Regions from separate parts of the Homo sapiens genome. Here regions 1 and 3 are each linked to region 2. Evidence: chromatin loops called from intact Hi-C (ENCODE). Cell type or tissue: Caco-2. All regions are shown on one strand.

Region 1 (4,000 bases), 65 kb after region 2:
TATTTGGGGAGCCATTTTTTAGCCTATGGTATGTATGTGGTATGTATGAGTCATTGGGGTATAAAAAATGATTTCTGGTAGTATAATGAGAAAAAATTTTAAGGTTTAAGTTTGTGTTTTATGTGCTGCTTAGAGATGAATAATGAAGATGTCACTAGGTGAACTATGTCAATGGTTTCTGTGTTCATTTCAGTAACTCCCAAGACAACTGGGGCTATGTTCACTAACATGCTGTTAGTTATATATTGCTGCATACAAAACTACCCTAAAATTTAGCAGTGATATGGTTTGGTTGTATCCCCACCCAAAATCTCATCTTGAATTTTAATCCCCATAATCCCCATATGTCAAGGGAGAGAACAGCTGGAGGTAATTGAATAATGGGGGTGGTTTCCCTCATGCTGTTCTCATCATAATAAGTGAGTTCTCACAAGATCTGATGGTTTTATGTGTTTGGTAGTTCCTCCTGCATTCATTCTGCGTCCCACCACCTTGTGAAGGAGGTGCGTTGCTTCCCCTTCACCTTCCGCCATGATTGTAAGTTTCCTGAGGCCTCCCCAGCCATGCAGAACTGTGAGTCAATTGAACCTCTTTCCTTTGTAAATTACCCAGTCCCGGGCAGTTCTTTATAGGAGTGTGAAAATGGACTAATACAAGCACTTAAAACAAAAATAAGTTATTATCTCACAAAGATTTTGGGGGTCAGGAACTGGGAGCAGCTTAGCTAGGTGGTTCTGGCTCAGAGTGTTTCAGGAGATTGCAGTCTGAATGTTGGCTGGGGCTCCAGACACCTGAAGTCTTGACTAGCAGTGGAGAATCTGTCCTCAAGATGGTTCACTTACATGGCTGTTAGCAAGAGGTGTCAGTTCCTCTCTGGCTGTTCATAGGAGATCTCAGTTCCTTACTACATTAGCATCTCCATAGGGCTTCTTGATTGTCCTCAGGACATGGTAGCTTCTTTTACAGTGAGTAATCTGAGGTAGAAGCTAAAGCCACAATATCTTTTATGACCCACCCTCAGAAGTCACACACTGTCACTTCTGCCACATTCTATGTACTAGAAATAAGTTACTAGGTACAACCCATATTCAAAGGGAGAGGAATTAGGCTCCACTGTGTAAAGGGAGGAGTTTCAAAGAATTTGTGGACATATTTTATAGAACCACCACAGCCTACTTGAAGAAGAACAACAGACCTTTTAATCATGGCAAATTTTCTGGACAGATAAATAGATTCTAGGGTTGGAATGATGTCAGCAAGATGGTGGTATAGGAGGTCACCTGCTTTTATCCCCCAACAATAAGAATTCTTCACCCATCCAGACAAAAAAGTCTCTTTGTGGAAGCCTCACGATTCAGGTAGAAAGTTGTGGAAGCCCAATGGAGCCTAAGACCTAGGAGGGTGATTTTGAGAGTGCAGACCCATACCCTGTTGGCAGACCCATCAACTGTGCTCCCAGATTCAAGCCTGGGGAAATGGCCTCATTCCCCAAGGGGCTTGGCAACAGCCCCTACTGGCCTTGAGGCTACCACCAAAACCATCTGCCAGGGGGTTCAGGAAGAATCATGCACACCAGTGCCTCAGCAGGGAAGGCTCATCTGCCTGCTGACGTTGGTCTTCGCAGCTTGGACCTGAAAGTTGCCTTGTGGCTCGTCTCCACCCCTCCTCAGCTGTGGTCCCAGCTTAGTACTACTTGCTGGGAAATTGCTTCCCAAAGGGAAAGTTGCCCATATCTCACAGGAGTTACCCATTCATCTGAGCCTCTGCAATGGGCTTTCCAGTCTCTGTCCAACAGCAGATTCTGAGACCCAGTCTCAAGTCTGGCCCCACACCCACCTAAGCCAATGGGATGGGTTTGCTGACCTCTGTTCCATGGGGGCCCTTGAGGGGGCCCAGTCTCAGCTCCAGCCCCTCTTTCCACATGTGGGGATTGTCCTGCCTGTGCAGGGAACTGCTGGGAGGGGTGTCTGTCCAGGCCACTGGGACAGTCTTCTGGGCTTGGGTCCCTGGCTAGCTTATCTATACAGCCTAGGTACCTTCCTTCAATCTTCCTCAGGTCCATCCTGGCTTGGGTGCTGTGTCAGCCTCAAAGCCCTTGCAAAACTTGTGATGAACCTGGGCTTAGGGCCCCCTCTAGTGCTGAAGTGGCTGCAACAGCCACAGGCTTAGGAATCACAAGTCAGGCTGCTTAGAACTTCTAGACAGGCCTATTGAAGTAAAACAGGCACAAACAAAGCCAGAATGCAAAGACTAGAATAAATACCTAATACACAGACATTGACGCACATCTGCAAGCATCCAGAATAAGCAGGGAAATTTGACCTCACCAAACAAAATAAGATGCCAGTGACTGACCCTAAAGGGAACTTCAAGAAAACACAGAGAAACAATTCAAAAATTTACCAGAGAAATTTAACAGAGATATTGCAATTAAAAAAAACCCAGAAATCTAGGAGCTAAAAAATACAATGAGTATTAAAAAATATTAGTAGAGAGCATCAATAGCAGAATTAAGCAGAGGAAAGAATCTGTGAACTTGAAGATAGGTTATTTGAAAATGGGAAAAGAGAGATCAGACTGTTACTGTGTCTATGTAGAAAAAAGTAAACTTAAGAGACTCTATTTTGTTCTGTACTAGGAGAAATTCTTCTGCCTTGAGATGCTGTTAATCTGTAACCCTAGCCCCAACCCTGTGCTTGCAGATAATTGTGCTGTGTTGACTCAAGGTGTAATGGATTTAGGGCTGTGCAGGATATGCTTTGTTAAAAAAGTGCTTAAAGGCAGTATGCTTGGTAAAAGTAATTACCGTTCTCTAATCTCGAGTACCCAGGGACACAATACACTGCGGAAGGCCGCAGGGACCTCTGCCTAGGAAAGCCAGGTATTGTCCAGGGTTTCTCCCCATGTGATAGCCTGAGATATGGCCTCGTGGGAAGGGAAAGACCTGAATGTCCCCCAGCCCGCCACCCATAAAGGGTCTGTGCTGAGGAGGATTAGTAAAAGAGGAAGGCCTCTTTGCAGTTGAGATAAGAGGAAGGCATCTGTCTCCTGCTCCTCCCTGGGAATGGAATATCTTGGTGTAAAACCCGATTTACTGAGATAGGAGAAAACTGTCTTCTGGCTGGAGGTGAGACATGCTGGCGGCAATACTGCTCTTTAATGCACCAAGATGTTTGTGTAAAGTCAAACAGAAATCTGGCCTATGTGAACATCAAGGCACAGCACCTTTCCTTAAACTTATTTATGACACAGAGATCTTTGCTCACATGTTTTCCTGCTGACCCTCTCCCCACCATTACCCTATATCCTGCCATATCCCCATCTCTGAGATGGCAGAGATAGTAATCAATAAATACTGAGGGAACTCAGAGACCAGTGCCGGTGCAGGTCCTCCGTATGCTGAGCGCCGGTCCCCTGGGCCCACTTTTCTTTCTCTATACTTTGTCTCTGTGTCGTATTTCTTTTCTCAGTCTCTCGTCCCACTTGAGGAGAAACACCCACAGGTTGTGGAGGGGCAGGCCACCACTTCAGAAAATATACTGTCATAGGAGAAACAAGAAAAAATAATGAAAAGGAATGAAGAAAGCTTATGGGATTTATAGGATAACATCAAAAGAGCTAATGTATGGGTCATTGGAATTCAAGGGGAAGTAGAGAAAGATAAAGGAGTAAAAAGCTTATTTAAAGAAATAATAGCAGAAAACTTTCCAAACCTAGAGAAAGATACAATTATCCAGGTACGAGAAAGTCATAGGCCACCAATCAAATTTAATCCTAATAAGACCACCCTAAGACATATTATGATAAAATTGTCAAAGGTAAATGTCAAAGACAGGATGCTGAAATCAGCAAGAGAAAGTAACAACATAAAAGGGACTTTTGCAATACACTTAGCAGCGGACTTCTCAGCAGAAACCTGGTAGGCCAGGAGAGAGTAGGATGATATATTCAAAGTACTAAAGGAAAAAAACACCCTGTCAACTGACAATAGTGTACCGAG
Region 2 (4,000 bases):
GGCATTTTGCCCTGTAAGAGGACAGGTAAAAATGTGTTCCTGCCAACAACCTCCAACTCCCACCTTCAATTTCTCCTCAAAATTCTCTAAGAGCCAATACAGTGGAGTTGATGGAAAAGAGACTTGTTCAGCCTAACTCTCTGGGTAGCAGAATGATTCCTGGTGAAGGAAAAGAAATATAGAGTGAGCTGCTCTTCAACATCAGTGTTTTGGGTCTCAAAGAGGATGGTCTCTGGAAAAAAATATTTCAATTGGAATGTCATTAAGCAAAATATCCCTTAAAGGAGACTTTTATACTTTTTGCATAAAATACACATAGTAAGCATGATCCATAAAATTACTTGCTATTGATAAGCAATTATCTCTGTAACTGACCGATTCATTTCACACTAACCTGAGTTTTAGGTTAGATTAGTGTGAACAGAAGTAGTTTCAAATCCCAGCTGCTCAAAAACCTTGGGAAAGTTGCCCATGCTAAGTCTGTTTTCCTCATCAGTAAGATGGGAATATTTCCCAACTCCTAGGGTTGTTGTTGGGAGTCAACAAAATACTATAATGAAATACTGTATATAAAACACCTAGACACATTGTCCAGCCCTCAGGAAATGTTTACGCCCTGTCCCCAAATCACCTATCTTAACTCCTCTATCCTTTTTAGCCCAAAAGCGTGCCATGTGATGGCCAGGTTATGAGTCACCATAAATATATATTAAACAGTCCAAAATAAACCTTGTTGAACAGAAGTAATCACACCAAAGACATGGATTCTTCTTTTAATAAAAGTTAATCCTAACTAACCAAAAAATCACAGAAATGCCAGATAAAACACTTAATCATTTCCACGGGAGGAGGTGGGGCAAGCAAAAATAAAAGCAGCACTGGGGTGCACATCTCCATTCTGGGCTGTCCAGAGGCCAAAGCACATGCAAAGTCTTGGAGAGATAAGGCAGAAAGGGGACGGAATACCGAAGCCACCCTGTGTGTGTGATGCCCTTATGTCTGAATGTGAAGGGAGCAAGGACGGGTACATCCAGAGCTACGAATAACCTTGAGTTTTGGAGACTGGGCACTGACAGCTACAACTTGGGACTTCCACTGTAAGTTCCTTGGGAGGAGTGCCTCGGGTTTGTTCTGCTGCATGTGTTCCCTTAGTACCTACACCAGTGCCTTGCTTGCAGAATTAATAATTGCACCCATGTGCTGGTGGAAATACAATGGAAGCACAGACGCTCTCCAAACGACTAATGACTGGAAAGGCCGGGAGCGAAGGGAAGATAAGGCACCAAGAGTGGGTAACCCGAGGGGAGGGGAGGTGTACGTCCAGGGGCTTTTCACTTTCGTGACAGTGGGCTCCGACCCCTGGGCTGTCAATCCGCACAGATGACGAAAAGGGGCCTGGGGCAACCCTGGCTGCGGTGCCGGCTGGCGGTAATGCCGGAGCTGGGACTGTTGGCAGATATGGGGGAGGCAAGGTGAGCGACAGCGCCCCGGAAGCAGTTACCTGTAGTAGCTCAGGAGCCCGTTGCTCAGCACGAACCATCGCCGCTGGTAGCCTTTGATATAATTGGTCCATTTGAAGAGCCAGCCCTCTCGAGCCGAGCCCGAACCCCCAGCGCCCGAGCCGCCCGAGCCCCCAGTCGGCGGCGCAGGGGCCGGGCCAGCCGCCGCCACTCCCCCGGCCCCCGGGCCCGGGCCTCCCGCCGCCGCCGCGACCACCGTCCCTGACGCGGCCCCGGAGCCTGGCCCCGCATCTCCGCGGCCGCCGCCTCCTCCCACCACTGGGGGACCGGCGCCGCCGCCGCCAAGTGCTGCAATGGCTGCCGGGCCTGGCCCCACCACTCCTCTCAGCTCCGTCGCCGCCATGAGCCGCCGCCGCCTGGAGATACAAGACCGGAACCGCCTACGAGAGCCGCCGTCGCCGCCCGGAGCGCCCCACACGGCTACCGCATCAGCCACCGCCGCGCAGCGTCCCCGCCCCGCCCGGCCAGCCGCGGGGAGGAGGGCTCGGCCGCCGGGAAGAAGGACGTCGATTGGTGCCGCTGAGTGTCACTTGAGGAAGACCCCGCGGATATTGGCATTTCTCTCGGGCCTGTCATTCTACAGCGCCCAGTGAGAGCCTGGGGTGGGACGCGTCCGCCAGACCCACCTTTGATTGGTTCAGATAAAGGCCAATCAGACTTTTGGGGAAGCTCATTGGTGCTTTCCTGAAGTTTCCAGCGCTCAGGGAGGACGGGAGAATGCGGAATGCCCGGCCAATCTGATCGCCGATTGGCTGCTGTTTCCGCCATTCATTTCAGTTTATGCGCCTGTCACTGCCACGTCACCCCCTCCCATCGCTCTTCTCATCATCCTTTTCCGCCCTCATGGATTGGTGGTTGGTATCAGCTGCTCCACCTTTTCTACCATTTACTGAACGAGTTGAGGAAAAAGGGAAGGAGTCTCGTCTTTACATCCTTATTTTCTTTTTTTATTGGTTGGCACCTATGCCACTCACGTGGTGGAGAGGCGGGGCAATAGTTGGAGATGATTGGTTCTGAGAATTGGCTGTGAAAGCGGCATTGCTGACCAGTGAGAGAGACCTAATGAGGAGCAGGCCGGGGCAACCAATGAAATCGGAGAAGAGCGCTTGGGGGCGTGTCCGCCTGCTTTCAGCCTTTGGCAAGTTGGTGGGAGGTGAAAGTGACTTGGCCTCTTAAAAGCGTTTTTTTCACGTGGGTGTGATGTCGTGTTCCGTTTTTCTGAATAAGAACTTCGTAGCTTCTTGTTAGGAAGAACCTGGAGGACAGAGTAACTCTCGGCAGTCAGCCCCCGCCTGAGGCTCTCTTGAAGGACCCCCTTCTAACTCGAAGCTGGATACCCAGATTCCAGGGGTGCCCAGAAGTAGCTTTTCCAGCCCCTTCCTGGATCCATGGTCCCCCTAGTTCCCTTCCCTGTTTGCTCTTTATCGCTCCACACCCCTTGTGTCTTGATTCTAGACTGTCATATGCCTATACCGATTCTGTCCCCTTCAGAAGTAGATTCGCGAGGACCTGACTTTATGTGTCTCTTCCAGACCTAAAGGCCCTTGGTTTTAGCATCATAGGTGCCATGTATATGCTTAACTTTGAACAGAAAATTATTATTTTTTGTATCTTTAAACTGATATATCGTAGTTGTACATATTTAACTTTGGACAGAAAATTTTTTTTATATCTTTAAACTGATATAGTTGTACATATTTTCAGGGATACATCTGATATTGTGATACATGTATTCAATGTATAATTATCAAATCAGTGTAATTGGGATATCCATCATCTCAAACATTATCTTTGTGTTGGGAACATTTTCTGCTATGCGTTCTCTTGTAGCAGGAAATCGTTATTTTTGATCAACTGACTATTCACACATTTGTGAAGATTACAAATTCAGTAACTAATGTAACATTTAGATGTAAGCTATTGTTGCAAATGTAACCTAAAGCGCCGTACTTTAGGGAATCTAGCATCTGTTACATTTTGCTAGTTTGAACAGGCAATAGAAATAGCTATTAGATACTGTAAAAGAAATTGACTTTCTTTGCCAATGTGCTTCCCAGTGTCAATAAATTAAAGTATCCTTTTTAAGAAAATCGTTTCAAAAGAAGCGAAGTATTTATTGAATTCTGGAGAGAGAATACTCTTTAAAAATCTGCAATTTTTACTATCAGGGATCATTTGTATAGCTCATTACTAGTGAATTTCTCTGAATGTGTAGAGCAAAATAAAATCTGCTATTAGATGTAGGCTATTTGGGATTAATTTTTTTTTTAACTGAGCTAGAGTTAATCCATTTAGGCTTGAGTCCTGCTTTTGCTACTTACTGGGTCTATTACTTTGAGAAAATTATTTAAGCACTCCAAGTCTCAGTTTTCACTTATGTTAAACAGGAATAAAACCTCACAGGGATGCTGTTGTGATTAAGTGCGTTTGAATGTGTTTGATAAACTGTAGATAGCTACAAACATGTGAGTTGTGTTGCC
Region 3 (4,000 bases), 160 kb after region 2:
GTAAGAAAAGAAAAAAACAATAAACAACAAAAATCCCCATTGAGTTGCATAAGGATTAAGAGGGACAGGCCAGGCGTGGTGGCTCACGCTTGTAATCCCAGCACTTTGGGGGGCCGAGGTGGGCGGATCACAAGGTCAAGAGTTTGAGACCAGCCTGGCCAACACAGTGAAACCCTGTCTGTACTAAACATACAAATATTAGCTGGGTGTGGTGGTGGGCACCTGTAATCCCAGCTACCCGAGAGGCTGAGGCAGGAGAATCGCTTGAACCCAGGAGGCGTAGGTTGCAGTGAGCCGAGATTGCGCCACTGCACTCCAGCCTGGGTGACAGCGGTAGACTCCGTCTCAAAAACAAACAACAACAACAAAAACCAAGAGGAATAATGTTTGTAACACAGCATAGCATCTGGCATATATGTGCTTAATGAATGATAATTCAAAAAACAAAAACAAAAAGCTCACTATTGTTGAAGTTTCTGCCACCATACTATGGTTTCTTAGGTTTTTAATTTCCCCTGGAAAGAAAACAAGAAGTATCGTGCTCTTTTTGCAGAGAGAATGTGATGCTTCCCATCCTCTAGACTGTGGATGTGGAAAAGTAACCCTCCAGTTTTTTTTCTGAAAGGAATGGAGTGGGGCATGACGGTTCGTGCCCATTTATCTGTTAGAGTAATAAACAGGAATTAAGAATAAACTTGAATGTGTGCTGGCCTGATTGGGAAGTTGGCTGTAAACTCTCCACAGATCCCCACCCTCCTCACAGGCGGGTCCATCAGAGTCATAGTGAGATCAAACAACACTTAGGCTTTGTGAGTCCAGTGTTACTCCAATTGTGGATCGTGGAAGGACAATATCCTTTCACTCCGTGATGGGGGTGGACTTAAGGAGATGTTTGAAGTCTTTCTAGCTCATCTCAGTCTGCCTTGGAGAACCAGATACATTAAAGAACTTCTTCCCTAAGATAAGGAATCTTTTCCAATAACTGTGTTCTCCTTTTTCTTCTGAGCCAGTCAGAGGGTCCCTGAGAGGACCCTCTTTGTTAGGTGTGAAGATGGTGGGCTTTGGCCTCTAAAACATGGTTTGAGTCCACTTTTCAAGCATTTCGTAGCAGTGTAACCTTGGTCAGGTTGCTTAACATCTCTTAGTTTTAATGTCCTGCTCTGGAAATTGGGAGTGTTAGTACTTACCTTTCAAGGATGCCATGAGGATCATATGAGATCACACATCTGGGAAGGATCGTCAGACATAAAAGCACTGGATGGGTGGTAGCTACTTCTGAAGAGGCTGTTGAAGATTTAACAAGACCTTCAGGGCTGCTGCATTGCTTATTTCTTTCTCTTTGTTATGTGTGTGTCTGTCATTTAGGGAAAAACCCCGTGAAACTTATATTTAGAGTGGAGAAGAGGGACAGCATGGGGAGGTGGAAAGAACATGATCTTTGAATTAAATTCCATATCTGCCACTAACTGTGTGATCTTGTTCACATTCCTTAACTGTTCCAAGTATCAGTGGGTTTATCTGTAAACTGGGGAGAAAAATATTCATGTCATAGATTTGGTAGAGATTAAAGGAGCTAATGCTCAGAAAGTACTTAGCATGGGGTTCAGCAGTGTTACTTTCCTCTTTTCTTGGATCTGATAGAGCACAGAGAGGATAAGGCCTTGGGGGAGTGGGGAGAAGTAAGAGGGAGTGGATCAAGTAGGCTCTGGCCCCACCTAACATGGTCTGAATCTCAGCTCTGCCCATTACCAGTGGTACAATTTTGGAAAAGTTAACTACTCTAAACCCCAGTTTTCTCTAAAAAGAGAATATTACCTGTTGGATTTTATGGATATAAAATGAGAAAGGGTATGGGTGCACCTATCACAGTGCCTGACATCTAGTACATATGTTCTTATCACCCTTCTGTCCCCCAGTGTACTTATGAATAAGTAGACCACAAAGTTTATTTTATAGAATGTGGTGTAGATATACTGTTGAAATTGGGATAAATTATGTTTCAGAGAATAGAGATTTGGGGAAATGAGAGATTGTCCCCCTCTATGTGACTGGTGATCATGCCCACTACACCCTGCAGGTTATATAACTAAGTCGCTTTCTTGGGAAAGCACTCTTGATAAAACTTACTGTTTGGACTGGTTCCAGGAGGTCATCCTTGGTTATTTGCTGAGAGCATGAATCACAGCTTAGTCATAGAGGTATTTGCAAGGTGCACATGAAGTCATAGGACCAGGGTGTTTTCAGAATGTGATTTGCACTGTCAGATTCCATTGTATCTTCTCTAGCTTCTTGATCGTTGGAAAAAAAGATTGGCCCTTGGGTTTTCAGGCCACTTTGGCTGATCAAGCCAGAGCCTGGTAAATGATAAACGCCACATTTTTGTCTAATTTGCAGTTGTCTATATTTTTCTTGGTTTGTTTGCTCAGTTGGCAGAAAGTAATGTTCAGATGAAACAGACCTGCCTTTGGAGGCAGAAACATTAGGGGTTTATTTTTCTGTATTCGTTTATCTATTCATCAAAGTATTTGAGCGCTTACTGTCTTCAAGATAGCATGTTAGGTGCTGGGGATCCAATGTTCTGTGACAGGATTCTCGCCCCCTGTTGTCTCCTTATCTGGTAAGGGTGATAGAAATTTTTAAAATGTTGTTATATGATAAGAAAAGTGTCAGTAAGGTACCATGGGAGCACAGAAGAGGAAGCGTTAAATTCTGCCTGCAGAGAGGAAGGTGAGGGAAGATTTCCCTGGTTCTTAACTAGACTTGTCATCAGAATCACCTGGGGAGTTTTTTGCACATACACATACCTGATTCTTAGGGACTGGAATGGCTCAGACTTTTGGATTTTTAGGAATGTCTTCCGGATAATTCTGTTGCCTACTGCAGCTATGCACCACTGCAAAGTGATGGGGAACCTTCGAGGATTTAAACAAGGAAGTGATGGGCTCAGAGTGTGTTTTAGAAAATTCACTCCGATGGCAGTTTGTGGAGGGTGCGAAAGACCTGAAATGGAAAGACCAGCAAGCCAGCGATGGAGCCTTGACCTGAATCTGTGATCCTGAGCAGCAGTGTAGCCTATCATTTAGGGATGCTTTTGACTAACTGTGGCTTAAGCAACAAAGATATGTAATTATTTTGCATATGAAGTAGTTTGGGGTTAGGGATGGTGCCGTTTAAAGGTCAGCTTGGGGTTCTAGGTCAGCATCACTGTGATCCTCTTGGCTTTTCTCTTAGGATTGTGAGAGAGAGAGTCTGTTCTGTGATTATCTATTGTTATATCACAGCATAGCCCCAATATTTAGTGGTATAAAACAACTGTTTGTTTTGCTGACAGATTCTGTGGAGTAGGAATTCAAACAGGGCAAAGTGGGTCCGGATTACTTCTGCTCTACAATTTCTGGGGCTTTTATTGGGAAGACTTGAACAACTGCAGGCTAGAATCTTGTAGAGGCTTTTAAAATTTTACTGTCTGGTGCCTTTACTGGGGTGGCTCAAGGGAAAAGCTCAGCAGAGACTGTCAGTCAGAGCACCTACACTTGGCTTCTTTCTGTGGCTTGGGCTTCTCGTAGCTGGCCCACTTAGGGCTATTGAACTTGTTACATAGAAGCTCAGGGATGCAAGGCAAGTGTTCCAGCTACAGAAGTTACATAGCACATCACTTCTGCTTGGCTCTGTTACTGAAGCAGTCACAAGCCTGCCAGATTAAAAGAGCGGTACATAGGTCCCACCTGCCTGTGTTTTGAAACCACCAGAGTCAGAGCTCTATTTGGCATCACCCTGTGACAGCGTTGCAAGCATTAAGAAAGGGTGCAGCTAGAAAAGTCCAAAGGTCCTTTCATCAGAGAGGAAAACTGCCCAGATCCTCCAATCTGACTTCCCTTGTGGCCTCCTGGATAGCACTGGGTCACATGGTGTGGGCCTCCTTAGCTGGAAGGGACACCAGGAAAGTGAGTACTCAGCAAAGGGACAGGATTGCCAGGATTGCCATCAAACACATCATGAT

The links. A loop is a pair of places that touch in the nucleus more often than their neighbours do. Peaks named below come from ENCODE experiments on the same cell type or tissue, not always from the same donor. Only the 100,000 strongest peaks of a DNase experiment are listed, where the experiment ranks them.
Region 1: it touches region 2 in a loop (6-fold over the local background); 1 of 110 quality-filtered maps calls a loop at or near these places.
Region 3: it touches region 2 in a loop (7-fold over the local background); 1 of 110 quality-filtered maps calls a loop at or near these places.

The regions. Positions count from the first base shown.
Region 1 is chr11:59,678,607-59,682,606 of GRCh38, forward strand. No RefSeq gene overlaps it. Among named protein-coding and RNA genes, the nearest start is that of PATL1-DT, 11 kb to the left of the region's middle. RefSeq lists an enhancer at 1,772-2,272. In Caco-2, a CTCF peak has its summit at 2,133 (motif pointing left); DNase peaks (open chromatin) are centred at 2,105 and 2,825.
Region 2 is chr11:59,613,802-59,617,801 of GRCh38, forward strand. OSBP (oxysterol binding protein) reads right to left here and starts at 1,973. Exons shown (of 14, transcript NM_002556.3): 1 at 1,502-1,973. The coding sequence starts at 1,863. It overlaps LOC101927226 (a long non-coding RNA gene), which reads left to right and starts at 2,153. Exons shown (of 3, transcript XR_001748237.2): 1 at 2,153-2,374. RefSeq lists silencers at 1,606-1,825, 1,846-2,145 and an enhancer at 2,346-2,435. In Caco-2, no CTCF peak of the experiment used is centred here; DNase peaks (open chromatin) are centred at 1,500, 2,200 and 2,560; H3K4me3 peaks cover 3,193 bases.
Region 3 is chr11:59,774,484-59,778,483 of GRCh38, forward strand. The region is part of intron 2 of STX3 (syntaxin 3); the gene reads left to right. Among named protein-coding and RNA genes, the nearest start is that of STX3, 21 kb to the left of the region's middle. In Caco-2, no CTCF peak of the experiment used is centred here; DNase peaks (open chromatin) are centred at 2,178 and 3,868.